Linked DNA regions of Homo sapiens: region 1 is linked to region 2. Evidence: read pairs that join two places in POLR2A ChIA-PET (ENCODE). Cell type or tissue: HepG2. All regions are shown on one strand. Links, peaks and the distances in the headings refer to the core of each region. The heading gives the core; the rest is flanking DNA. Region 1 has its middle 6.9 kb from the start of GDF5-AS1. Region 2 overlaps UQCC1 (ubiquinol-cytochrome c reductase complex assembly factor 1).

Region 1 (13,817 bases), core at 11,202-13,701, 100 kb after region 2:
CAAGAAAACTGCTTGAACCCGGGAGGTGGAGGTTGCAATGAGCCGAGATCGTGCCATTGCACTCCAATCCAGCCTGGGCAACAAGAGCAAAACTAAAAAAATGAAAAAACCACAATATGCTATATCCAGACAATGGATTATTACGCAGCAATAAAAAGAAATGAAATACTAATACATGCTACAACATGAATGACCCTCAAAAAACATTAAATGAAAGAAACCAGTCACAAGAGGCCACATATTGGATTGTTCCATTTCTATAAAGTGTGCTGCCCCACCCACTCCCATGGCCAATTTTAGACCTCAACACCAGAATTGTTTGAATTCTGAAATTTTTAATTTATGCCTTCTGTGTTCTCACCATCCTATTATTCTGGTTTTCATTCATTACCCCTAGTACGCCTGTTGTTCTACCCCATTGAGACACCACACTTTTTATCTCTTCTCTTTATAGTCTATTGACCCTCTCCCCTCTTTGCTTCTCCCATCTAGTTCCCATCTGGTCTATTGTTTTAATTTCTCTCTTGCCAGTATTAACTCCCTTGCTCAATTGTCTTCCTATCTCGTCCACCTAGAAAGACCTCAACCCTCCAATTGTCTATTTATTCCATGCCTGCCTCCGGATTCTTGAGTACTATCGAAGAAAATCATGCAAATATTATATTGGTACCACTAAATATGGTTTTCAACCTTTATTAAGTTATACTCTGTCCACCTTCTTCAAAACCACCATTTATAACTACATTAGATTGTTAGGGCTGCCATAAAAAAGTGCCACTATGTGGGTGGCTTAAAGCAATGGAAATGTATTGTTTGGTAGTTATGGAGGCTGGAAGTCTGAAATCAAGGTGTTGACAGGGCCACGCTCTATCTGTAGGTTCCAGGAGAGGAAGCTTCCTTGCCTTTTCTAGCTTCTGGAGATTGCCAACAATCCCTGGCATTTCTTACCTTGCACCTGCATAACTCCAATCTCTGCCACTGTTATCACATGACATTCTCCCTGGGTGTCTGTCTCTGTGTCTCTTCTCTTCCTCTTCTTTTTTTTTTTTTTTTTTTTTTGAGATGGAGTCTCATTGTGACACCCAGGCTGGAGTGCAATGGCGCGTCTCCACTCACTGCAACCTCCACCTCCCAGGTTCAAGTGATTCTCCTGCCTCAGCCTCCTGAGTAGCTGGGATTAAAGGCACCCACCACCACGCCTGGCTAATTTTTATATTTTTAGTAGAGACGGGGTTTCACCATGTTGATAAGGCTGGTCTTGAACTCCTGACCTCATGATCCACCTGCCTTAGCCTCCCAAAGTGCTGGGATTACAGGCATGAGCCACCATGCCCGGCCAATACGTATGAATTCTATCTGCTCCTCGCCAATCTCCACTGCCTCCTTCCTAGGTAAGACTAACGTCTTCTCTCACCTGGACTACTACAACTGACTTGATCAGCAAGTTATGTTGATAGAGCATTTCAGGCAGAAAGAATAGCACAATTCAAGAATTGGCTTGAAGATTTTGAGGACAAAAGGAAAGCCAAGATCAGTGTGACTGGAAGATAATGAGTGAGGGTTGCAGTATAAAAGATGAGGTCTGAGGCAGGGCGAGGTGGCTCACGCCTGTAATCCCAGCACTTTGGGAGGCCGAGGCGGGTGGATCACGAGTTCAGGAGATCGAGACCATCCTGGCTAACACAGTGAAATCCCATCTCTACTAAAAACAGAAAAAATTAGCCGGGCGTGGTGGTGGGCGCCTGTATTCCCAGCTACTCGGGAGGCTGAGGCGGGAGAATGGTGTGAACCCGGGAGGCAGAGCTTGCAGTAAGCGAAGATCGTGCCACTGCACTCCAGCCTGGGCAACAGAGCGAGACTCCGTCTCAAAAAAAAAAAAAAAAAAAAAAAAGATGAGGTCTGAGAGGCAGGCAGAGTCCAGATTTTGGGGGCCTTGAAGGTCCATGATAAGGAGTTTGCATTTTATTTTATTTTATTTTAAGCAAAGCAGTGACATGTTTTAAAAGGGCTCTCTTAGCTGGTTTACAGAGAATAGATTGTAGATCATAGCATAGTTTACTTCCAGCATGCTCTTTAGGCTTGGCAAGTTGAGATGTTAATGCGACCCCAATTTTGGGGCTTGCTCTAGCTTGCTTTCACTGTATATGAAACTGGAAAGCTATCCAAGTTGTTTTCATTTTAGCTTCAAATAAGGAAACCTCTTTTATTCTCTGTTAACTGCCAAGGATCAAGAGTCCCTCCCTGGAAGAGGTAAGGTGATACATTCTTTCCCTGGAGAAAAAAACTGTTAGAGGAAGCCAGAAAGAAGAAGGGAAGGGGGGCAGTGTCCCAATCCCATTAGATTATGCAATCAAGCCGAAGGTACCCACCTCCATTCAAATAAAGTGATTGTGCTTTCCTAAAACGAAAAGCCATTGTCTATCAAGAATTTATGCTGATTTACAAATTTATCTATGTGAAAATCTTTAGGAAAGTTAAATATTTAATAAATCACCTTTTTTTTTTTTTTGAGATGGAGTCTCACTCTGTTGCCCAGGCTGCAGTGCAATGGCGCGATCTCGGCTCACCGCAACCTCTGCCTCCGGGGTTCAAGCAACTCTCCTGCCTCAGCCTCCTGAGTAGTTGGGATTACAGGTGCCTGCCACCACCCCCGGCTAATTTTTGTATTTTTAGTAGAGACAAGGTTTCACCACGTTGGCCAGACTGGTCTTGATCAGCAAGTTATGTTGATAGTGCATCCTGACCTCAGGTGATCCACCCACCTCGGCCTCCCAAAGTGCTGGGATTACAAGTGTGAGCCACCACGCCCAGCCAATCACCTTTTTTTTTTAGAGATAAGGTCTCCCTCTGTCACCCATGCTGAGCACAGTGGCATGATCACAACTCATTGCAGCCTCAAACTCCCGGCTCAAGTGATCCTCCCACCTCAGCCTCCCAAGTAGCTGGGACCACGGGCACATACCACTAGGCCCAGGTAATTATTTTTACTTTTTGTAGAGATGGGGTCTTGCTCTGTTGCCCAGGCTGGTCTCAAATTCCTGGACATGAGCGATCCTCCCACCTGGGCTTCTGAAAATGCTGGGATTATAGGTGTGAGCCACCTTGCCCAGCCATAAATCATGGTTTGTTTTTTATTTTTTTGAGACAGAGTCTCACTCCGTCACCCAAGCTGGAGTGCAGTGGCATGATCCCGGCTAACTGCAACCTCCGCCTTTGGTGTTCAAGAGATCCTCCTGCCTCAGCTTCCTGAGTAGCTGGAATTACAGGTGCACACTACCACACCTGGCTAATTTTTGTATTTTTAGTCGAGACAGGGTTTCACCATGTTGGCCAGGCTGGTCTCAAACTCCTGGCCTCAAGTGATCCACCTGACTCGGCCTCCCAAAGTGTTGGGATTACAGGTGTGAGCCACTGAGCCTGGCCAAATGACCTTTATTAAAAAGACAAATTTTATGCTGAAACTGTTCTAGAACTTTCAGAATATATATACTCTATGACTACAGGACAATATTTGCCAATGGGATCAGTTATGATGTCTGTTTCTCTTTGAGGAACAGTCTATGCCCTTTACCTGTCAATTAACCCAGCAGAGGGCTGGTTTCTGTGTCTTATTGGCCCCCACACAAAGTTGTTTTCTTTGCCCCTTAGTGCAGTGCAGACAATTCTATTAAGAAACCATTCTATTGGCCGGGCGCGGTGTTTCATGCCTGTAATCCCAGCACTTTGGGAGGCTGAGGCTGGCGGTCACTTGAGGTCAGGAGTTTGAGACCAGCCTGGCTGATGTGGTGAAACGCTGTCTCTACTAAAAATACAAAAATTAGCCAGGTGTGGTGTCATGTGCCTGTAATCCCAGCTACTCGGGAGGCTAAGGCATGAGAATCTCTTGAACCTGAGAGAAGAAGGTTGCAATGAGCCAAGATCACGCCACTGTACTCCAGTCTGGGTGACAGAACAAGACTCTGTCTCAAAAAAAAAAAAAAAAAAAAAAAAAAAAGAAAAAGAAAAAGAAACCTTTCTATGAATCTTATTGTTGTGTTTATTGTAATAATGTAATTGAAGATATTTGTTACATTAGTTTTCAAGAATGGCTGTACAATTTGCTGAGCAATGCTTGATTAACTCAGATGCAATAACCTGTGTAATAGCCTATTTTCTTGCTTTGTATTGATTGCTAGACAGCTTAGGTATTGCTCACCTGTAGCAGATATAGATCAATATGATCCACATTTTAGCCCCATTCTTGGCTTCATTTTGTTCCCTTGTTTTCTTTTCCTATTGATTCACATTTGATTTATCTTGTCTTGCATTTTACATATCTTACTAAGACTTTAAAATCAATTCTTAAACATGGCAAAATAGGAAGGGGTGAATGATATTGAATATACTGAAACCATTTCCAAGCAGGCATTAAATTCTATCCTTTTTTGAGACAGAGTCTCACTCTGCCACCCGGGCTGGAGTGCAGTGGCACGATCTCAGCTCACTGCAGCCTCCGCTTTCCAGGCTCATGCCTCAGCCCCCTGAGTATCTGGGATTACAGGCCTGTGCCACCATGCCCAACTAATTTTTGTTTTCTTAGTAGACACAGGGTTTTGCCATGCTGGCCAGGTGGTCTCAAACTCCTGGCCTGAAATGATCCATCCGCCTCAACCTCCCAAAGTGCTGGACGGGTAGATTGCTTGAGCTTAGGAGTTCAAGACCAGCCTGGGCAACATGGCAAGACCCCGTCTCTACAAAAAAGAGATAAATAAATTGTTGGCCGTGGTGGTGCACAGCTGTGGTCCTGGCTACTCAGGAGGCTGAGATGGGAGGATTGCTTGAGCCCAGGAGGCAGAGGTTACGGTGAACCAAGATTGCGCTACTGCACTCCAGCCTGGGCCACAGAGGGAGACCCTGTCTCAAAAAAAAGTAAAAATATGGCCAGGCACGTTGGCTTACACTTGTAATCCCAGCACTTTGGAAGGCCAAGGCAGACGGATCACCTGAGGTCAGGAGTTTGAGACCAGCCTGGCCAATGTGGTGAAACCCCGTCTCTACTAAAAATACAAAAAAATTAGCCAGGCGTGGTGGCAGGCGCCTGCAATCCCAGCTACTTGGAAGGCTGAGGCAGGAGAATAGCTTGAACATGGGAGGCAGAGGTTTCAGGGAGCCAAGACGGTGCCATTGCACTCCAGCCTGGGCAACAAGAACGAAACTCAATCTCGAAAAAATAAAAGAAAAAGAAAAAGAAAAAATAATGGAAATTATTTGTTTGCATTCCTGTCTCTATAACTAGACTATAAACTCTTTTGAAGGCAGTTATTGTTCATTCATTCAACAAATACAATGGAGTCACATTATGTACCCATTTGACTTACTTGACTTCTTAGGGAAAACATAAAAAAAAGAAGAAAGACCAATACTCTATGATTCCACTTATGTAAGGTACCTGGAGTAGTCACGTTCATAGAGACAAAAAGTAGAAGGGTGGCTGCCAGGGGCTGGGAGGAAAGGGAAATGGGAAGCTGCTCAAATGGGTAGAGGGTTTCAGTTTTGCAAAATAAAAAAGTTCCAGAGATCTGTTGCACAGCAATGTGAATATAGTTAACAGTATAAAGTATGCGCTTCAAAATGGCTAAGATGGTGAATTTTGTTATGTGTTTATTACCACAATTTTTTAAAAAAAGAAAAGGAAGAAGAATCAGCTAGCAGTGCTTGAGATGAGAACATGAATCTGTGCTGTTTCCACGGCTGGTCTTGGTTCCTTCCTTCATAGAGTATGCATCTCACTGGGCTGAATGTGATTTTATTGTTTAAAGATAAATGTTTCTGGCCAGGTGCGGTGGCTCACGCCTGTAATCCCAGCACTTTGGGAGGCTGAGGCAGGAGGATCACCTGAGGTCAGGAGTTCGAGACCAGCCTGTCCAACGTGGTGAAACCCTGTCTCTGCTAAAAATACGAAAATTAGCTGGGCATGATGGCGGGCGCCTGTAATCTCAGCTACTTAGGAGGCTGAAGCAAGAGAATTGCTTGAACCTGGGAGGCAGAGGTTGCAGTGAGCCAAGATCACACCACTGCACTCCGTCCTGGGCAACAAGAGCAAAACTACAACTCAAAAAAAAAAAAAAAAAGGATAAATGTTTCTTACAACATGGCCCCTACATGCAAGGCAGCTGCTTACATGGGCCTTAATCAAAGAAACTGTTTTCCTATTGGAGGGGAAAAATGGTCATACTAAACTTGTTAAGAGAAGAGAGAGTTAAAAGAATCTTCAAGGATCATTTTTACTATATGAGTATTACCATATAGTAAAATATATTATATATCAAAAATATATTACGTATATCATGGAGTTCCTAGTACCAGTTTTTACTACTGTTTTCTTTCCTCACCAACTCTCAAGCGATATGTCTAATCTTTGAGGCCCTGGCTGTTGGGTTTTCTCTGTTCTCCAAGTCAGCACCTCTCAGAAGGCAAGTGGACAGCCTCAAGTGCCCAAACCTAAGGGACTTGGCAGCTCCCAGCTGAAGCCATCCTTCACAGAGTCAGTGGAACCAATCATCAACATGATATGATTTTAAGGATGGGAAGATATGTCCTCTGCACCTTGCAAACTCATGTTATTCGTTTGCTCATATAGTCCCTATGCTGAATATGTCTTCCTTCAACCCTGCTATGGCTTGAGTATTTTGAGTGTGTCCTCCAAAAGTTCATGTGTTGGAAACTTAATCCCCAATACCATAGCGTTGGGAGGTGGGCCCTAATAAGAACGCGATTGGGTCATGAGGGCTGAGTCACTGGGAATTGATTAATGTTGTCATCACAGAAGCAGGTTAGTTATTATGAGTGGGTTTTTGTTTTTTTGTTTTGTTTTGTTTTGAGATGGAGTCTCACTCTGTCGCCCAGGCTGGAGTGCAGTGGCATCATCTTGGCTTACTGCAACCTCTGCCTCCCGGGTTCAAGCGATTATCTTGCCTCAGCCTCCTGAGTAGCTGGGATTACAGGTGCGCACCACCACGCCCGGCTAATTTTTGTATTTTTAGTAGAGAAAGGGTTTCTACTAAGCTCCATCAGGGCTGGTCTTGAACTCCTGTCCTCGTGATCCGCCTGCCTTGGCCTCCCAAAGTGCTGAGATTACAGGCGTAAGCCACCGCGCCCAGCCAAGAGTGGGTTGTTATAAAGCGAATCCAGCCCCGGATGCCTTTCTCTGTTTCACATGTTCGCTTCCACCTTCTGCCCTTTGCCCATGGGATAAAGCAGCACAAGGCCCTCACTGGATACCAGCACCACACTCTTTAACTTCCCAGCCTCCAGAACTGTGAGCTAAATAAATGTCTGTTCATCACAGATTAACCATTCTGTAGCATTCTGTTACAGCAACAGAAAATCGATCAAGACAAACTCCACTCAAGTTTCATTCAGTCTTCAGGACCCAGCTCAGTCCCTTATCCTCCGTGAAGCCTTCTTACCATTTTCTCCATTGTTCCACTCACTTGTCATGTGAACATTTAATTACCTTCTTTCTCTTATTTACCTGAGTTAAACTATTATGTATTTCTCACATAATTCTTTATTTCTTTCTTTACTTTTTTTTCTTTTTTCAGACACAGGGTCTCACTCTGTCACCTAGCCTGGAGTGCTGTGGCATGACCATGGCTCACTGCAGCCTCAAACTCCTGGCTCAAGTGATCCTCCTTTCTCAGCTGCCCAGATAGCTGGGACTACAGGCGTGTACCACCAGGCCCAGCTATTTCAGAGACAGGGTCTCAGTGTGTTGCACAGGCTGTATTCTTTTTTTCTTTTTTGAGACAGAGTCTCACTCTGTCACCCAGACTGGAGTGCAGTGGCATGATCTCAGCTCTCTGCAACCTCTGCCTCCCGGGTTCAAGCGATCCTCATGCCTCAGCCTCCCACGTAGCTGGGACTACAGGTGTGCACCACCACGCCTGGCTAATTTTTGTGTTTTTAGTAGATATGGGGTTTTGCCATATTGGCCAGGCTGGTCTCGAACTCCTGACCTCATGTGATCCATCCGCCTTGGCCTCCCAAAATGCTGGGATTACAGGAGTGAGCCACAACTCCCGGCCCAGGCTGTATTCTTTTTTTTTTTTTTTTTTTTTTGAGACAGACTCTCACTCTGTTGCCCAAGCTGGAGTGCAGTGGTGCGATCTCGGCTCACTGCAAGCTCCGCCTCCCAGGTTCACGCCATTCTCTTGCCTCAACCTCCTGAGTAGCTGGGACTACACACGCCTGCCACCATGCCCGGCTAATTTTTTGTATTTTTAGTAGAGACAGGGTTTCACTGTGTTAGCCAGGATGGTCTCAATCTCCTGACCTTGTGATCCGCCCGCCTCAGCCTCCCAAAGTGCTGGAATTACAGGCGTTAGCCACTGCGCCCGGCTAGGCTATATTCTTTACTTCTTTTGTTATTATTTAATATGTCATGTTTGCAGGCCTTGACTCCCCCATTATCAATAAATACAGGTAAAGTTTATAGGCCAGACATTCTTCAAAGGACTTTTTATGAACATTATATATAACCTTCCCAACAGCTCCATGATATAAGAACTATTATTGTCTCCATTTGACATATGAGGAAACTTGAGGAAAGATAGCTGTGGTGACTTTGCACAAGTTCACACAGCAAGAATGAGGCATAGCTGGAGTTTAATTTCAGGCTGTCTGACACCATAGCTCAAACCTATGTTCAATGTGCAGGATTGGAGGGATCTTTAGTGTTTATCTAGTCAACTTCCCTCTCTTGCACTGCTCTTTCTCTTCCTCTAAACCAAGCTCAAATCCCTTTTCCAGTTTCCCAAGTCGTTATCTAAACTCTTTTTTTACTTTTTGCTTTCTATTTTTATTTATTTATTTTTTTTAAGATGGAGTCTCACTCTTTCACCCAGGCTGGAGTGCAGTGGCATGATCTCGGCTCATTGCAACCTCCACCTCTTTGGTTCAGCAATTCTCCTGCCTCAGCCTCCCAAGTAGCTGGGATTACAGGTGTGCGCCACCCCATCCAGCTAATTTTTTTTAATTTTTATCAGAAACGGGGTTTCATCATGTTGGCCAGGCTAGTCTCGAACTCCTGGCTTCAAGTGATCCACCTGCCTTGGCCTCCCAAGGTGCTGGGATTACAGGTGTGAGCCACCACACCTGGCCTATTTTTTATTTTTTTGAGACAGGGTCTCCCTCTGTTTCCCAGCCCAGGCTGGAGTGCAGTGGTGTGATCTCAGCTCACTACAGTCTCGACCTCTCAGGCTCAAGCAATCCTCCCACCTTAGTCTCCTGAGTAGCTGGGACTACAGCCACACACCACCATGCCCAGCTAATTTTTAAATATTTTTTAGAGACAGAGTCTCCCTATATTTCCCAGGTTGGTCTCAAACTCCTGTTCTCAAGGAGTCCTCCCACCTCAGCCTCCCTAAGTGCTGGGATTACAGATGTGAGCCACCACACCCACCCCTAAGCTCTTCTTGCCATGGAGAACTTAGTATTTTGCCTTTTCCATCTTTAGACTTAAAAAGCTCTCCTTTAAATTCATCTGACTTCTGCCTAAGGAGGAATATAGTATAGTAGCTCATCTGTACAATGGAGATTATAGTAGCTATCTCCCAGGATGGTTGTAAGGAATGAATGAAGTCAGGACAAAAGCATTTAGCTCAGTGCCTGGCACCAGGAGCTGCTGAACACACAGCAGCAATGAGCTATCCTTTACTTCTCTTTACAGATCTGTGCTTTGGAGCCACACAAACCAATCACTTCTCTTTTACCCATGGTAGTCCTTCAGTCTTTTTTTTTTTTTTTTTTAACATGGAGTCTTGCTCTGTCACCCAGGCTGGAGTGCAGTGGTGTGATCTCAGCTCACTGCAACCTCCGCCTCCTGGGTTCAAGCTATTCTCCTGCCTCAGCTTCCGGAGTAGCTGGGACTAAGGTGCATGCCACCACGCCCGGCTAATTTTTGTATTTTTAGTAGAGACGGGAGTGTTGGCCAGGCTGGACTCGAACTTCTGACCTCATGATCCGCCTGCCTCGGCCTCCCAAAGTGCTGGGATTACAGATGTGAGCCACTACGCCCGGCCAGTCCTTCAGTCTTGAAAGCTGTGATCATTTGCTCTAAGTTGTCATCACTCTGCTCTTCCTCTTCCTCCTTTTCTTTTTTTATCTCTATATCTCTAGTTCCTTCAACTGAATCTCACAAGGCATTGTTTCTAGGCCCCTTATTATTCTGTCCTCCTCTGCCCCTCTCACTGTGGTCACTGAACAGAGTGAAACCACAATTTCCTTGGGTTTGTGCTACGTGTCTATTAATGAAGCCCACAATTGTATTAGCATTTAGGCCGCCGCATTATATTCAGCTAGCTCCAGCCAGCTCCATTGAGTTCGTAGCCACCTACAGCACCATTTCTTCCCCATCTGAAACTGTGAAATCATGTTTTTTTACATTCTATACCTGTGCAGTTGGTTTCATGAATTCAGATGGATAATTTGACTGTTTTCTCTCTTTTATTTTATCTCCTCTGATTCAGCCTATCTTATCCTAACATCTTTTGGAATCTTTATGTCTTCTTCCATTTATGCACAGATTTTGAGGACAGGATTGTTGCAAGGTAAGAGAATTCCTGTAAAGCACAAGTACGTGGCATGCAATAAGTCCTTGATAAACATTAACAATGGTGATTGTTATTATTATCCTCAGCACAGCATCTGGCCCATAGTTGACTCTCAATAAATAGTCACTGATTAATGAATGAGTGACTGGATCCATGATTGGTGAAATGAATGAATGTTCCCTCTCCTGAATCCTAGGCCCAGTAAATTTGATATTATCCTTCTTTTACAGATAGGAAAACTGAGGCTCAGAGAGCTTAAGGAACTTCCCCAAAGTAGCTCAGCTGGAGAGTGGTAAAACCAGGACTAGAACTCAGGTCTGCCTGATTCCCAGGCCTGTGTGACTAACACTTCCCCACTATACTTTCTTACATCTGTATTCAGGTCAGAACTAGTTGTGGAGTCAGAAGTCTGAGGGGTTTCCCGAGATTGTATGTTCCATGCCCTAGAAAAGCGGGTTCTCCTGTTGTGACCCTGGGAGATGTGGAGGGGCCATGAGATGGGGGACAGAGCACTGGAAGCCTCTTCTCTTTTCTCCCCCATGGGCCTCTCAATTTTCACTGCCTTAAACTCTGCTTAGCTGTTTCTCGCAAGAAACTAACAGCGCTGTGTGTCCCCAAGGAGAAACTTTTAAGACCAAGGAGCCAAGACCCAGGGAGGTGATTCAACAGCTTGCCAGGACTGCAGTCAGTGGAGTCAAGGGCCCAGAGAGCAGCAGCAAGAATGGTATAAAGAACACTGAGGGCCCAGCGCAGTGGCTCATACCTGTAATCCCAGCACTTTGGGAAACCAAGGTAGGAGGATTGCTTGAGGCCAGGAGTTCAAGAGCAGCCTGGCGAACATGATGAAACCCCATCTCTACTAAAAATACAAAAATTAGCCTGGCATGGTGGCACTCGTCTGTAGTCCCAGCTACTCAGGAGGCTGAGACAGGAGAATCTCTTGAACCCAGGAGGCAGAGGTTGCAGTGAGTGAGCTGACATTGTGCCACTGCACTCCAGCCTAGGCGACAGAGGGACACTCTGTCTCAAAAAAAAAAAAAAAAAAGAAGAACACTGAGGGCCAGGTGCGGTGGCTCATGCCTGTAATCCAGCACTTTGGGAGGCTAAGGTAGGAGGATCGCTTGAGGCTAGGAGTTCAAGACCAGCCTGGATAACACAGTGAGACCTCATCTCTTAAAAAAAAAAAAAAGTTTAAAAGTTAGCCAGATGTGGTGGCACACACCTGTGGTCCTGGTACTTGGGAGGCTAAGGTGAAAGCTGCAGTGAGGTGAGCTATGATTGTTCCACTGAATTGCAGCCTGGGCAACAAAGCAAGAAAGACCCTGTCTTTAAAAAAAAAAAAAAGAAGAAGAAGAAGAATGCAGACCTGCAGGAAGCTGTAGTTATCACTCTGCCTCTTTGGATATCAGCTTCCGCATCTGTAAAAAGTGAGGGTGGAGAGTTCTTGCTTTACCTGCTTCACTACGCAAGGCATGGCAATGATAACAGCTAACACATCCTGAGTGCCACCTCTGTGCCTGCTCCTGTGTTGAGTGCTTCTCATATCCTTGCAGTTAGCACCATGAAATAAGCATATTGTTAACCCTCTTTTTTTTTTTTTTTTTTACAAATGAGGAAACCAAGGTTCATGGAATTAAGTTACTTGCCCAAGGCCTCTAACTCTAAGTGACAGAACTGAAATTTTGAAAGTGTGCAGCCTTCAGAGCTGAGTGACCATGGGTGGAGAGTGTTTGTGAACTCTCAAGTATGATAGATGCCTTGTACCCTTTGGGGCAAGAATGAACAGTACCAGTTTGCAGCTTGTTATGGTTGCGGTTGGAGGTGGGTGGCTGGGGGAGAGTGTTTTCCAAGGAGGCAGCTGAACAGATCCTGTGGTTAGGATGGGTGACCTGATCACATCCCCAGAGTCTGGGTGGGAAAATGCAGGAGGGTCCACAGTCTGAAAGAGAGCCCTAGGGCAGGTTGTGGTGGTAGAGGAAACTCCTAGCGTGTCAATCCAAACAGTCCATTGGGAGCCCAGGCCTTCAGTAGGAGGGGCATTGTGGCTCAGATGACATGAACCTCTCTGACTGGGCTAAGGCAGAGAGAAGCTCCAGTTCGGTCAGAACTTTCCAAGAAACCAGGGACACGCAGCCCAGGAAATAATACCTGTGGGAGTCAGCCCCACCTGTGACCCATTCATCTTATCTATCTGCCCTTGGGTTTCTGGCCCCCCAGTTTCTACACTGCTCTCCCTGGATCCCCAGCCCACTCCTTGGCTTCCCCAGCACCTCCCTTCCAGGCCCATTCTCCCCTCACACACACCACAGCTCTGTCTGCCACGGCAGCTCCTTTGTTTACTTCCAGAGCTGCCAGGCCCACCACTAGCCAAACACAACGAAGCCCAGCCAGTGAGGGGAGGCTCCAGGCTCAGTCTGTCCCCTCAGAGAGAGGTAATAGCCTCCAGACCAAGGAGGCAGCTCAAAGGTAGGCTGCCCCCGCACTGTGCCCAAGCTTCAGGCCTAGAGGGAAAGGGCACAAGGTCTGCCCATAGCTGGGTAGGAATCCCTACTGTTGAAGCAGCTTTGGTGAGGAGCCCCAGGAATCAAAGACCCAGCTGGAGGGAGGTAGGGGAAATGTTGAAGCCCCCTGGGTGGGAAGTGGAGGCTTAGACTGCTCCTGGTTCTCCCTGTGTCTATTCTGCCAGGTAGAACTGGAGTCCTCAGCCCAAGGCACCCATATGCCTGTCTCCCCACCAGAGGGCTATGTTCCCCTCCCAAAAGTCTGTGCCCTGTGCCTCCCCAAAGATTCCAGCTGAGAAAAGGAAGTGAGCATTTACTCTGGGCCAAGCCCCAAGCAGGAAACATTGTCAGGGTGTGCCTGGCATTTGTCTGTCTGAGGTTAGTGGGGAGTTTATTTATCTGATGTATAATTATGTATTTATATAATGTGTAATATAAAGGCAGGGGACTCCGATTCTGTTTCTGGAGCTGGGGGCTGATGGGTGAGCAGTGAGGTGTAGTGAGGGTGTCAAGCTGGAGGGCAACAGGGCCACAGACATGGTCATGTGAGGAACAGTGGTCAGTGGCGAGAGGAGATGCCCCAACAGGGAGAAGGAGAGCCTTGGCAGCCCAGATTCCCCAGGGGAGAGATAAAGGACTCTTTCAATGGTGCCCAGGTAATTCTGTGAGTATGGGGGTAGCAGGGCAGGCAGATATTGGTCGATGATGTAGGAATGATTTTAGA
Region 2 (15,399 bases), core at 4,682-7,181:
GAAAGACAATTTCTTTTTCTCTTTTTAGAAAATAATGTGAACATTTAAATAGAGTATGTTCCCGTTGCGATGAAAGGCCAACCTAAACCCAGCATGAGGAGGTCCATTTTAAAATCCATTTTAAACATTTCAAACTTTTAATGTACAAGGGAAGCTTGCTATGATGACATGCTGTTTAAAAATATTCCCTTATTGGCTGGGCAAGGTGGCTTACGTGTATAATCCCCATGCTTTGTGAGGCCAAGGCAGGTGGATCACTTGAGGCCAGGAGTTCAAGACTAGCCTGGACAAAAAAGTGAGGTCCTGTCTCTACAACATAGTAATAATAATACAAACCCCTTTCTTATTTATTTTGAAAATTCTAGTTTTGCTGCTTGGGATCTACATGTTCAAGACTGCATAGCCTGATAATGTGCTGAAAAACAAGGGACATGGTTGGCAGACAGAATTGCAGAACCAGCAGCCCTAATTTCTATATAGTCACGAAGTACAGGAGTCCTTCCCTCAGGCTTGGAAAATAGCCAAGAGAGAAGAGATGTATGTCCTCAGAAATTCTAGTCATTTGTCCAGTTGAGAAAACATGAGAACACATAATATTAAGTCCACAATCATCTTCAAAAGGAGCTGATGAGGTACACTACGGTTCTGGGATGATCAAACTACCATGGCAATTTAACTTTCGTCTCTTTTAGGGCATTTGAATAAGGGGAACATTATAGCTATAATCTACTTTGGTTTCTGGAAGCTTTTTGTAGTATTCCACATGACAAGTCTCATGCATACTCATTAGAGAAGCCAACACCTGGCTTGAAAGAGTCGCAGTTTCAACAACAGCACTGATGGTGCGGAGTCCTAAAGGAAATAATCCTGGGTACTATCTAAAATCCGTACTGATAATAATGATGACAGTGATGGTCGTAACAATGATTACACAATGCATTTAATAATATTTTCATTTTATTATCTTATTTGTGCCTCACAACCACAACCCTGCCCTCGAGGAGCTCACAGCCAAAATGCTATTGTTGTCCTGATTCTATAAACAAGGAAACAGAAGCTCAAAACTGTTAAGTGGCCAGGTGCGGTGGCTCACGCCTGTAATCTCAGCACTCTGGGAGGCTGAGGTGGGCCGATAACCTGAGGTCGGGAGTTCGAGACCAGCCTGGCCAACATAGTGAAACCCCATGTCTACTAAAATACAAAAAATTAGCTGGGCATAGTGGCGCATACCTGTAGTCCCAGCTACTCAGGAGGCTGAGGCGGGGGAACCATTGAACCCGAGAGGCAGAAGTTGCAGTGAGCCAAGATTGTGCCACTGCACTCCAGCCTGGCAACTGAGCAAGACTCTGTCTCAAAAAACAAAAACAAAAACAAAAACAAAAACGTTAAGTCACTTGTAGTCAAATCACATCCTGCTTGTAAGTGACAGTGCTGGGACTTTTAACTCAGATGGTCAGTCTCTAAATCTACTGTCTTTTCTTTTTTTTGAGACGGAGTCTTGCTCTGTCACCCAGGCTGGAGTGCAGTGGGACCATCTCGGCTCACTGCAAGCTCCGCCTCCCGGGTTCACGCCATTCTCCTGCCTCAGCCTCCTGAGTAGCTGGGACTACAGGCGCCTACCACCATGCCCGGCTAATTTTTTGTATTTTTAGTAGAGACGGGGTTTCACCGTGTTAGCCAGCATGGTCTTGACCTCCTGACCTTGTGATCCGCCTGCCTCAGCCTCCCAAAGTGCTGGGATTGCAGGCGTGAGCCACCGCGCCCGGCCCCAATCTACTGTCTTTTCTAAGCGATCACACCTTTCTGCTTCTGATGAGTCATATGAGAAATGGAAGAATCACACAAGCACAAAGCTAAAATTGCTCATTTCTGCACTTTGGAAAGCAAGAGTAAAATAGACTCTTTTTAAATTTAGAAAAACTGTCCTTAAAAAGAAGATGAGATTCGACAAGGTCAAATGCACAGTATTATGTCTATATCAAAATAAAAAAATAACAGGATGAAGCAAGGGTCTGACCAAGTAGATGTAATAGCATCCCAGAGCAAATCTTTCTCATGAACAGATAAATCAGAAATATGAAAAGGTAATTATTATTATCTATATTAAAGGAAAAGCCATATGCAAAGGTCAAAAAGTTTTCTCCCCTCATTTATTTTAATAGTCAAAAGTCTTTGTCTTACCAACCGTACTTAAGAATGAACATGGAGAAACCAGAGAGGTTTCAAGAAAGAATGTCAGATATATATGGTTACAATGGGTTGGCACTGGTCACAGGCCAGGGCGTTCAAGATTCTATGGCCAAGAGAAACACCCAGAGGCTATTCCATGGATTGGTCAGGTTGCCTCCATCATCTGCCTCAATGGGTCAGTAGATCTTAGAAGTACTGTGACACTGAGGTTTCTCTCTCTGCATTTCTTCCTTATGTTCAGGACCTACTCTTTCCCATTTCCACGAGTTGGCAGGCTGTTGATCCTAGAATGCTGTCCTCTCATCACAGAGATGGGCACATAGCTGAAGCTTAGCTAATCTGACTCTTGCTTCTGAGAGTACAAACAACCAAATATAAAAGGAAGCTACAGTTGGATCACCCTTGGCAGGGCACAGTGGCTCATGCCTGTAATCCTAGCACTTTGGAAGGCCATGGCAGGAGAACTGCTTGAGGCCAAGAATTAAAGACCAACCTGGCCAACACAGCAAGACCTCATTTCTAAAAAATAAATAAATAAAATAGTAAAGTTGGGTCACCCCAAAGAGACTATACATAAGTTCCTATTGCTAAGATCCCTTAGCTGCCCTGTATCTTTCCTTCCTGAGCTCTGTTGTTAAACTCTCCATTCCATGAGCCTTAGTTACCTTCCAATAAATCCTTTGTTTGCTTAAATTAGCTAAAGTCAGCCTCCCAAGTAGCTGGGATTACAGGCACGCACCACCACACCCAGCTAATTTTTTTTTCTTTTTCTTTTTGAGACGCAGTCTTGCACTCTTGCCCAGGCTGGAGTGCCGTGGCGCCATCTCTGCTCACTGCAAGCTCTGCCTCCCAGGTTCACGCCATTCTCCTGCCTCAGCCTCCAGAGTAGCTGGGACTACAGGTGCCCACCACCACGCCCAGCTAATTTGTTGTATTTTTAGTAGAGACGGGGTTTCACCGTGTTAGCCAGGATGGTCTCGATCTCCTGACCTTGTGATCTGCCCGCCTTGGCCTCCCAAAGTGCTGGGATTACAGGCGTGAGCCACCGCACCTGGCCGAGCAAGATAATTCCATTTACACCCACTAGGATGGCTATAATTTAAAAAGAAAAGAAAAATAAGTATTGGCAAGGATGTAGAAAAACTGAAACCCTCATGCATTGTTGAAGAAAATGTAAAATGGTACAGCCACTGTGGAAAACAGTTTGGCGGTTTCTCAAAAGGCTGAACATAGAACTACCATATAGCCCAGCAATCCCATTCCTAACTATATGTCCAAAAGAATTGAAAGCGGGAATTGGAACTGATATATTTGTACACCAATTTTCATAGTAGTATCATTTATGATAGCCAAAAGGTGGAAACAACCCAAGTGTCCAATGACAGGGATAAACAAAATGTGGTACACACATACCAAGGGATATTATTCAGCCATAAAAAGGCATAAAATTTTGATATATGCTATAACATGGATGGACCTTAAAAATGCACTCATAAATGCATTATGCTTAATGAAATAAGTCAGACATGGAAGGACAAATATTGTATAATTTGATTTATATGAGGTACTTAGGTACCTTCAGAGACAGAAAGAAGAATAGTCTACCTGGGGCTGATGGGAGGAAGAAAGGGAAAATTATTATTTAATGGGCACAGAGTTTTTGTTGGGGATAATGAAAATGTTTTGGGTATAGATAATGAAAATTGTTACACAACACTGTGAATGTACTTAATGCCACTGAATTGAGCATTTATGAATGGTTAAAATGATAAATATTATGTATGTATATTTTACCACAATAAAGGAAATCCCAGTTACAAACAGTTCTTCTCAGACAGGCATTTCAATCTGTGACTTAACCATGTGTGTATTAAAGCCTCTCTTAGGACACTTATCCATTTGGCACAGTGGTATCATGAGCTAACTGATGTTCCTCACCAGACTATAAACGGTCTTGGTACAGAATTCTACGTTGCATTGTACATGTTTGATAAGCACGTATTGAGTAACTGCTGTATTCTACTGTGGTATATGCTGGAGGTAAAAAAATCAATAAAACACAGTACTTGTCCTCAAGAAGTTTACAATCTCACGTGGGAGACACACCTAGCACGTTGTATGTACAAAACGGTAATGGTATAGGGACTGAAAGGCTTGAGAGAAGAGGCAACATTTATTACAGTGGGTATTAAAGGGTCAACAGGTATGTTCAGACAGAAAGAATGGTATGTGTAAAGGCACAGGGAGGTGAACAAGTACAGCATTTTCAAAGGGAAGTTTGTAAAAAAAAAAACAAAAAAACACACACAAAAAAAACAAAAAAACACAGAAGCTGCTCATGGTGGCAAGAATCAGAAGGTGGAGCTGGAAGGGCAGTTTGTGTGAGATTGTAAATGGCCCTGAACGCCAGCCACATGAAAGAAAGAACAAGGAAGGGGTTTAAGCACAGGGAAATTGCATGGACAGATTTATTTTCAAAAAGTAACCCTAGAAGTACAGATCACAAAGTTGGGGGAAGGTCCAGAGGCAGGAAAACCAGAGGAGGCTGCTACAATGGTGTAGATGAGAGTCTGTAAGGAACTGAAACAATGTGAAGTGACAACACGAACAAAGAGGAAGGCATGCTTTCAAGAGAAATGACTACAGCCAGAGCAACGGGATTTGATTATCGAGTAGATGAGGAGGAGGAAAGGGGAGGCCATGACTTGCATGTAATCAGACCTCACTGAAGAAAGTGGAGAGAACAGAAAGATGAAAACGGAATGCAAGTTATATGCAATCATACACTGATGACTTTCTGACCCTGGCAGTGCCAAGCGCAGACAACCAGTCTTGTATGATTTTAGCAATCACCATGCCCTTCATGTCTCCTATGTTGTGGTAATGGAAAATCTTACTTGGATAAGATGTAATATGAGCAAGATGTGTATTTAGTTTGAGCCCGGCAGGCGTCTCCAGTGGAGCACAGGCATAACACACCAGGGCCTAGGAGCCTGAGCCCCTTTTCCAGTAATTTGTTCACTACATGTAGGTCGGTATCATTACTCCGGGCCCTCTGCATTCTGACTGCAGCCATGAGGTCTGATTACCGTCAGCAAGAAGACGCTGACACACTCAGGTTTCCAGAGACACTTGGAGGCTGCTAATTGCACCCTGAGCCTCATGACTGCATTTATGAGCGCAGAAAAGCTGCAGGCACTACTTGGCTTTTTTAATTATTTTCTATTAAATTTAGGCAGACTGGGTACAGTGGAAAACTACAGGATGCTTGTTCCACATCACTACCAACCATGTCAACTGCACAGACACAAAAGGCAAACAGGTGAATATAGATCAACAAGTTGGTCAGTTCTTTGCTAATAGAGCTGAGCCACTGTCACTTGTCATGGATGCTGAGGCCCTGAACAACCTAGAGGATCTAAAGGCAACACTGAGATCACTGACCCGAGTCCTTTCCCAGCGATCCTAAAATAGATATCATATTGCCCAGATGGCAACATTTTCTCAGAGGACCCAAAATTTAGCCCCTTACTGATCTTGAGGTTCCTGACCCTTCATCCAACAGCCCTGCCTTCTTCTTCTCCACAGCAATGAAGAGTGAAAGGGGCGGGGTCACCCTAATGAACTGAATCACAGGAGTTAACTGCTAACTCCACCTGGGCACAATGGGTCAGACCAAAGTCTAAAGCTCAAAACAGTAAAGCAGACATTTACATTGTTTCACACAGGTCACAGAATGTTTGTCTTTCACTGCTGTGTCCTAACTGCTCACTGTTCAGAGCTGTACAATTGCCAAAATACTGACCCAATGGTTATCTGAGAAAGAGGCTGTTCCCTGCTGAAGACATGAGGAAGCAAAGGCTCAGAAAGGTCAAGTGACTCACCCAATTATCACTTGGCTAATAAATGGTCAAGAGGTTCACAGAGACAAGGTCTTCTGGCTCCTAGTCCAAGTTTTTTTGTTTGTTTTAAGGCTCAAACAGAATTGCCACTCAGTGGATAGTTTGTACATTCCTGTAGAAGCATCCTGGGAATGGCTGAGCCTGGATCCCAGGTAGAAGCCATATGATCATTCTTACTTAAGTAGTGAGGTGGTCAAGGTTGAGGCCAAGAGTGAGGTTCAGATATCCCTTAAAATGGAATTGACAGAGCCGGGTGCAGTGGCTCATGCCTCTGTAATCCCACCACTTTGGGAGGTTAAGGCAGGCAGATCACCTGAGGTCAGGAGTTTGAGACCAGCCTGGCCAACATGGTGAAACCCCTTCTTTACTAAAAATACAAAAATTAGCTGGGCATGGTGGTGGGTGCCTGTAGTCCCAGCTACTAGGGAGGCTGAGGCAGGAGAATTGCTTGAACCAGGAGGCAAAGATTGCAGTGAGGTGAGATTACGCCACTGCAATCCAGCCGGGGCAACAGAACAAGACTTTGTCTCACAAAAAAAGGAAAAAAAAAAAAAAAAGCATGGAACTGACACAGCCTGTGAGTTCTGAGAGTGACTCCATCTTTATAGGGTAATTCTCTTTTGTCCTCTTTTCTCAGTAAAATGTTCTTAGAAAGGTATTTTATCCAAAGGAAAGAGACAAACTCAGTTAGAATGCTGTATGTTAAAGAGATGATCTCTTTGGTGTTCTGTATTTAAGTCCCAACTCAGACCTAGGAAACGCACTGAAATCTAAGTAAATTTTGGGCCCCAACAGCCCTGTTTCCCCACCTGGTGAGTCTGAAAGATTAATCACTCTGAGCCTCAGTTTTTCCATCACAACTATGCAAAACCACCTTTCCTTTTTCCTTTTCATATTAACAGATGAAAATGCCTAACAGTAAGTAAATTAGTAGTGGCAAACATCTATTTCACTCTCAGGCATTGTTTAAAGAACCTCACATGTGATAACTCATTTATCCCTCACAATGCTACAAGCGATGTAAGGTGGGTATTACAGTTATGTCTATTTTACGGAGAGAAAACTGAGGCATAGAAAGGAAACAGGCATAGAGACCTTGCCCAAGGTCACATGGCTAGGGCAGGATTTGAGTCCAAACTGGCTTCAGTATGTGAGCACTCTCAACTACTCTGTGATACTGCATTGGAAAGGAGGTTATAAACTCAACCCAATCCCCCACTTGGAGATGAGAGCCTGGAAGTCTCTGAAGCTTCTCTCAGGACCTTGGGGCTCACCTACTCTCCTGCCTCATCCTCCCATTACACTCAGCCCTGCCCTGGGATAACTCCTGGAAGAAGCCTGCAGTGAACACAAAACAAAAAAGCAAGTGAACTCATATCTTTCTCGTTCGTCTGTTTCGTGTGGAAGTGAATCCAGGAAAGATTCAACTTCCTTTCTCAGCATAAACTAGATTGTAAGCCCTGTAAGATCACTTATCTCTGGTATATTATCTACCAACCACATTCAGGGATTAGCATGTGGCGAGAGACAAAAATGTTCCTTGAATAAATGAATGAAACAATTCTTAATAAAACCATACAAATTAATAATGCTACTGGATCTAGAGGAAATACATTCAATATTGCCTTCATCAAATGTATTCAGCACTACCCAGGCATCAAGCACTGTTTTAGGAGCTGAGGCTACAGCAGTAAACAAGAGACAATTCCCGAACTCCGGGAGTTTAGGATGATTAGTCAGGCTGCTGAATGATTTGCAGAATGAATCTGAGATGAAGAGAGTCAAGAGGCAGGAGGACCAGTGAAGAAGCAGCCGACAGTGAGTTTAGGTGAGAGGTCAGGACTGGATCTGAGCATCAGTAGGACAGTTGAGGCCCTGATAGTGGTTGTTTTAAAGAAGGGCTCCTTATAGTTCCTCCTGCTCCTTTGAGAACCAGGCACGTCACATTGATGGCAAGGATCACTGACATTCAGAAAGACCAGCTAAAGAGAGGACAATGAACATGGAAAAACAAGTCCCTCCACTCTAGCTGGGCCCCTTCAGCTCCAACCAACCCCACAGGGCCATTCACTCAGCATTTTGGGGGAAACAAAGTGAGAAAAGAGTGTTACAGCTGCCTCATCAATGGATCCAGAAATACTCATGGCACACCCAGGGCAGCTGAAAGAAACATCTGTCTCTACTGTATCCTAGGTCTGACCTCAGAGCCTCCAGAACTTTTTTACATAGCCCCACCCAGATCCTGGCGGAGCTACTGCCCTCTGGTGGTACCCAATGCAGGGGTTAAGCCCACAGGAGAAAAGAGTCTTGTGGTAGGACATGGAGTGAGAGGCATAGTCAACCCCAAGAGCTCGTCACAGTGCCTGTATGTCTTACTACTGCAACCACTGCTTTTTCCAAAGACGCTATTTACAGAAAACTCTGGTTAAAATGCAAGAGTTATCTGGGACCATTAAAACAGATCCTGTTGGCAACCCTTAACGATTTGGCATGAATTTAATCAGGTAAACTGCAGTGTAAGTATAGAATTGATTCTAAGAAGATAGGGTTAGGAATAGACTCTGTGAGTTCACTCACTCATTCACCATTCAACCAATATTGGATGGAGGCTTACCATGTGCTAAGCACTGTGCTAGACACTGGAATGCTGACCTTAAGAGAAAAGGATCAGGAGGTCTTTGATTGGAGGCTTTTCCCAGCAACACAAAATGCAGGGTGTGTGTAGTGGCTCTAGAGAACAGCAAAGATGATAGTATCAAGTAACGAAAAGAGCAACAGAATCAATCAAGAGAAGTGAGTTTTAGTCTCTGCTACTACCGCTACTATATGACACTGACCAAGCCTTTTTCCTGACCAGGACTGAGTGTCCTCACTTGGAAAGGGTTGAATTAGGATCATCTTTGTGGCTGTCAAGCTTCTAGGAGCTTGGCGGCCACTGAAATGATTAGGAGATGGCATAAAATAAAAACACTGACTGCTTGGCAATTCTGACCAGCTAGGGCTAGCCCTGGGTGGGGCTTCCTGCCATCAGCCAGGGCAATCTAAAATTCCTTTACATAGTTCCTGAGGATCATCACCAAGTGAGATTCTTCTGACATCCATACCCAACCACTTCATCAGACGAGATACCCCTAGTACGTTATGAACCCCACATTTGTCCCCAACTACCCTAGTCTCTTCTGGTCCCTTTGAACTGAGGCTATTAGGGACGGAGCCAGTTCTTCCAGTGCTACAGGGCAAGAGAGGCTTGGAGAAAAGTAGAAAGTTTTGCAAACTGTGTTCACTCTTGGAAATTCTACCCTGGGCTGGAAAATTTTTATCTCATGGATTTTTTTTCAAGCAGGAAAGGCCCTTAGAAATAACCTGGTCCAGGCTCTGCATTGGAGCCTGCTGGTTAATTGTGGAACTAAGTCTAACTCCACTCTTGTAGCTCCAAGATTGGTGAGTGTTTTTCAGTTCTCCCACTGTCCTTCTAGAGGGAGGCTCTTCTCTGGCAGCCAACTCACCTTGGGACCTAAAGCACAGGAGACGATAAACACCTTCTGTCTTTGAAGGAGAAGGAGTATAGCCACAAACACCTATCGAAAATGCCAAAGACAACAAGGTTCATTTGAAATCTGAAGAATCTTAGCAAAACGGTATGGGACAGGGATGAAAAGAAGAGCAGGAGACAGAAGCCTGCTCAGCGCTTAACAGGAATCATCTCCTACTTGCCCCATAACCATACACATACCACAAGCCAGCTGATTCCTAACCCCAGCAGCTAAACTGCCCAAGGCCTAGGAAAGGGGGCAACACACACAGTTTACACCTTTTATTATTCTGATCAAAATTTCTCTCCTGGGAGCAGAAAGGGGTCAAAAGTCCAACACCAAAAATATATATCTTTATAAGTCATGGGCAAAGAAGTATTACAGCAGACAGTTATTTAAAAAAAAAAAAAAAAGCTACGGTGAACAGAGCAGAGTAGGAGGTGTGAGAAAACTCACTCCAAGTAATTTATTCACTGGGAACCACAAAGGGCTTTCCCAAGAACAGCAAAAACACCATTAATTTCTCCAGTACCCTCCTTTCAAAGGGCTCCAAACACTTCACACATATCGTTTTAAATTGTCCTCAAAGGCTCCAAAATAAGGGGTTACTATTTCCCCAGGCACAGATGGAGAAACTAAAGCATTTATGCCCACCCTGCTCTGCCCAAGTCATCCTAAAAGATTCAGCCAACATCAACTGAGTGCCTGCTATGTGCCTTACTCATGCCAGGCAGAACAGGAGACGGATGAAAGATAGGATCTTTGTCCTCCAGAAAGCCAGAATCCAGTGTGGTGTCACAGATGCACCTATAAATCCCTTCAAGATATGACAGCTTATGCTAGGTGCTATTGAAAATGTCCAAATACAGCATCCTGATAGCTCCCATTTATCAAGTACTTAATATGTGCCAAACACTGTGCTAAGCCATATTGTTTAAGTCACATAACTGTGCGTGACTTACCTTATAGAGGATGGAATGGAGACAATGAGAGGTAAAGAGACTTGCCTAGGATCTCAAAGCAACATTGTGGCAGAGCAGAGATTAGAACCTATGTCTGTCTGGCTCCAAAGACCACATGACAGGAAAAGAACTGTTTGGAAAACTGGGCACCGGCCTCTCAACTTTCTAGCACTGAATGCCACACTTTAGAGGCGAACAGCAGAACACACAGGGGCCCTCACTAGATTTTGGGGGAATGGCCTGTTTCCTGGGCCCAGAATTGTATGTGCATGTACTAACTGGGATTCTCCATCATGGGGACATCTGAAGCCAAAGGTAGGTGTGTCTTCCAAAAGGGAACAGAGCTCTCTCTGGGTAAAGGAGAGCTGAAAGGTCCTGAGCTCTTCTTGCTCCTTTGGTAAGTACTGAAAATGGAACAGGACTAGAAGGTATGGGATTCCCATGCTGGCTTTAACAGAAGGTTCACAGCCTGCAGGAAGGCATGGTGGCTGCAGTGCACATGCAGTACGGTATCCTTTTCTCAGAGCCAGAGTAGAACTCTTGCTGGGGAAGGAGTCCTCTGCTGGAGAAGGGCCTGGCTTAGTGACAGCTCTGCAGAGCTCACCTGGTGGCAGCAAGTGCTGCCTCTTTTGCCAAAGCCCCATTTTGGAGGCCAAGGAAGAAAATGCCAGACTTGGAGAAAGAAGAGCTCCCCACACCAGACAGGTTACAAAGAAAATGGTCAGTCCTGGGGAATGCCTAGGTCTTAGCAAGGGCTGGGCTAATAAATCGCTCTATTTTAAGCCCACAGGACATAAGACAGATGCGAGAAAGAGAATGTCCTCCAAACTCTGAGAGCAAAGTTGAGCCTGGAAATAGGAAACCTAATCCCCAGCCTAGCATTCTTCCCACTTACCTCAAGGCATCCTTCTGTAATCGTTTCATATCTTAATTTCAACCTAATAAAACAACAACAAGAACAAAAACCCTTTGATGGAGCCAGGTACTTCTGTGTATTATTATCTCATTTAACATAAGTGACTTGTGCTTCTATCAATGGATCAGTTAGTCCATTAGTTCACTCATAATTACTTATATTCTACCTATTTCCAAAAAAAAAAGGTTCAAATTGGATTACAACAAAAGGCACATGTTATGGCCAAAAGAGCCAATTTTTTTTTTTGAGCAAAGATTTTGAAATCCGTCAGCTCTGGGCTTGTGACTTACTATGGCGGCCACAGCCAAGTCCTTTAAGTTTTCTGCTCCTTGGTTCTCCTCAGTTGTAATATGGGGACACTCCCAACTCTATCACAAGGTAATTTGTAAGGATTAAATGAGATGATGTCTGTAAAATTCCTGGCACAGAGTTTGGCCCATAGTATGCACCGCAACCAAAATAAAAGTAAAAGAAAAGACTTAAGTAATAAAGTCTGTGGGGGGCGGGAGAAGAAAGGGGATAATGAATACTTACATCAAAATATCTAAATAAGGGAAGCGCTGTACTTTTTGGCAGTTGTGGCAAAAGGAAAGCGGGACTGCTATACCATTCTCATTGTTTAATAAAGAGAAGCATGGAAATTCATCAGGACAAAGAAAGTTCTTAATTCTCAATGCAGAAGGGCACATAAATACACGAGTGACTGTGTATGTTACACACATACACATGCTTATACCATCTCTCTCTCCAACAGGAACAGGGCAAACGGCTCTCCAGAGTCCTGCTGCCCCCTGACACCAAACTACTGCGGTGTACAGAGAAGTACTTCAAGAGTTAAAACATTTTTGTGCCAATATTTTAAGAGTGCAGAAGGTTCCAAATTACATGTAAAATAAACAATGCCAGACTGTGAAAACTCTTGGCTGCAACGTTCTCTGATGTTAACAAGAGTTTCTTTATTACTGTAACCTTTCAGAAGTGAATAAAAATTATTTCTCTGCCCTAGTTTTGCCCTCCAGTAAAAGTGAAGAGAGCAGTGACCATGGAAAGAGCTGTACAATGACCTCTCCTGAAGGCCGGGGGCTGGGAAGGGGGCAGTTTAGAACACAAAGCCTTCCATATATGCTTCTAGGTTAAAGGCTAGAAATTTAGTTTGTGCTGTGCTGATCATATTGTAAAATTTTACATTCCTAATACTTTTATGTAACCAAAACCCTTAGAGCGACAAGAAGGCATTTTCAAGAGCCCAACCTGAGCTGGTGCTATGGAGAAAACCCAAATCTGGACCATGACCCCTCAACTACTCAGTGAACCCCCTTACTCAGAAACCGAGTCTGAAGTGTCCTTAACAAAGAAGGAAGAAGTACTGTGTGTGACCAGTACTTAAGACAAAACATGTTACTACTCAGATCCTTAAGTGTGGATGAGTCTGTAAATATCAGACACACACAAGGATCTCAAAATGGAGCTAGTCTGGATAAAGAGAATCTGCATTTACCATTGCAGGAGAAGTAAGAATGTCACCAAACAAAGCCAAACATTGTTTGTCTTCTCATACCAACTCGGTGCCTTTATCCACACTGTTCCTCTGCCTGGCATTCTCTTCTTGTCTAGCAAACACCTACTTATCTGAAAAGATTTAACTCAAATGTCATCTATTCCCAGCCTGTCTCGAGACTCTGGGCATTCTCAGCAATTTAAAAACATTATAATTTCTTAATATTGTAATTATCTGTTTATGTTTATCTTCTCCTACTAGACTAGGGAGTCATGGAAAATGTCTTAATCATCCTTGTATCTCCAGTGCTTTTAGCACAGTACCTGGAAGCTAACAGGCCACAATAAAATGGATGGATAGATGGGTAAAACTTTGTTTGTGTCTGGGAACAGAAATCAGACAGAGAGTGATGAACTGCTAAAAAAACAGAACACAAGCTCTGGGACTTAACACAAGGCTAGCTTTTCAGACTTCCACAGAGTTGCAGAATGTTAAGTCTGGAAGAGAATGTAGAAATCATCTAACTCTCCTCCCCAGAGAGGTGATGTGATTTGACTTACTCAGGCTTACCCGAAGAGTGGCCAGGCCAGGCAGAACTCGTTCCATTATGCCACACTGTCCCTTCTTACTACTGTCTAAAATTGTCGGTAAAATAAGTAATGATTAAGGTCACATATCTAATTTCATTATAAACATATCTAATTTCATTATAACTAATTTCATTATAACTAACACATATCTAATTTCATTATAAACAAATGAACAATGGAAATCATCTAGGAATTCAAACAACTTGATAAAAGACACAATATCTGAATTCTTCAAAAAGTTTACATAGTGTCACCATATGACCCAGCAGTTCCACTCCTAGGTATACCCCTCAAGAAAGCTGAAAACTTATGTTCAGACATAAACTTATATATGAATGTTCACAGAAGCATTATTCACAAAAGCTAAAAAGTGGAAAGTGGAAAGACTAAATGTCTATTAACTGATTAATAGATTTTTAAAACATGGTATATCTACACAACAGACTATCCCAAAAAGGAATGATGTCGGTCGGGGGAGTTGAGCAAAAAATAAATAAATAAAAAGAAGAAAAAAGACAAAAGAAGGAATGAAGTACTGAAAATATGCCACAACATGACTGAACTTTGAAAACATTCTGCTAAGTGAAAGAAGCCAAACATAAAATACTGCATATTATATGATCCTATTTATATGAAATGTCCCAAATAGGTCAATCCATAGAAACAGAATGTAGAATAGTGGTTTCCAGGGGCTAGGGGTAAGGGGAACGGGTGTGACTGCTAATGGGCACAGGATTTCTATCTGAGGTAATTAAAATATTCTGGAATAGTGGTGATGGGTACATAATGCTGCAAATTTACTAAAAAGCAAATTTACATGTTATGGGATATAAATTATATCTCTATTTTTAAAAACAGAAAAATGGAATATCTGCCCTCTAGAAGCTAACTAACTGGAGAAGCTAGGACCAACATATAAGATGCCTGGCTAGGCGTGGTGGCTTATGCCCAGCACTTTGGGATGCCAAGGTGGGAGGATCACTTGAGCACAGAAGTCCAAGATCAGTGTGGGCAGCACGGAGAGAACCCATCTCTACAAAAAAACCCACAAAAACAAAAACCTAAGATGCTTATGGACTGAAAGGTTCAATGCTACAATACAAGTGGATACTGTGGAAGTTAGAGGAAGAAAGAAACAACACTTGGGTTAAAAATCTTAATGCCAATGCTAGAGCCATAGTTTTTAGTTTCGTACAGAGTAGTAATTAAAAGCACAGGCTCTAGAGTCCAGAAGGTTTGGGTTCCAATCCAGGCTCCCATATTTACTGTGTAAGTCTAATTAAATTGCCTAACAGTGGTAGGTAGGCTGAATTTGGTCTCCTAAAAGATATCCATGTCCCAGTTCCTGGAACCTGTGCGTGTTACCTTATATGGCAAAAAAGGATTTTGCAGCTGTGATCAAATTAAGACACTTGAGATGGGGAGGGAATCCTGGATTACCCAGTTGAGCCCTAAATGCCATCACACATATCCTTCCTTTTAAGAGAGAGGCGGAAGGAACTTAGGCTCAGATAGAAGAAAAGGCAACATGACTACAGAGGCAGAAATTGCAGTGATGCAGCCACAAGTCAAGGAACATCAGCAGCCACCAAGAGCTGGAAGGGGCAAGAGTCTCCCCTAGAACCTCCAGAAGAAGCACAGCCCTGCCGACACCTTAATTTCAGCCCCATGAAACTGATTTCTGGCCTCCGGTACTGTAAGAGAATAAATTTTTGTTGTTTTAAACCACCAAGTTTGTGGTAATCTGCTGTAACTGCTATGGGAAACTATCTCTGAGCCTTAGTTTCCTCATCTGTAAAATGAGGCTA

The links. ChIA-PET counts read pairs that join two places held together with the same protein. Peaks named below come from ENCODE experiments on the same cell type or tissue, not always from the same donor. Only the 100,000 strongest peaks of a DNase experiment are listed, where the experiment ranks them.
Region 1: POLR2A ChIA-PET joins it to region 2 with 6 read pairs; 9 of 35 experiments call an interaction of 5 or more read pairs at or near these places.

What each region holds. Positions count from the first base shown.
Region 1 is chr20:35,419,181-35,432,997 of GRCh38, forward strand. No RefSeq gene overlaps it. Among named protein-coding and RNA genes, the nearest start is that of GDF5-AS1, 6.9 kb to the right of the region's middle. RefSeq lists a silencer at 8,559-8,759. In HepG2, for the core only: no CTCF peak of the experiment used is centred there; DNase peaks (open chromatin) are centred at 12,631 and 12,951; H3K4me3 peaks cover 724 bases; H3K27me3 peaks cover 88 bases.
Region 2 is chr20:35,321,379-35,336,777 of GRCh38, forward strand. All of the region lies in intron 7 of UQCC1 (ubiquinol-cytochrome c reductase complex assembly factor 1), which reads right to left. Among named protein-coding and RNA genes, the nearest start is that of FAM83C, 37 kb to the left of the region's middle. In HepG2, for the core only: no CTCF peak of the experiment used is centred there; DNase peaks (open chromatin) are centred at 6,023 and 6,613.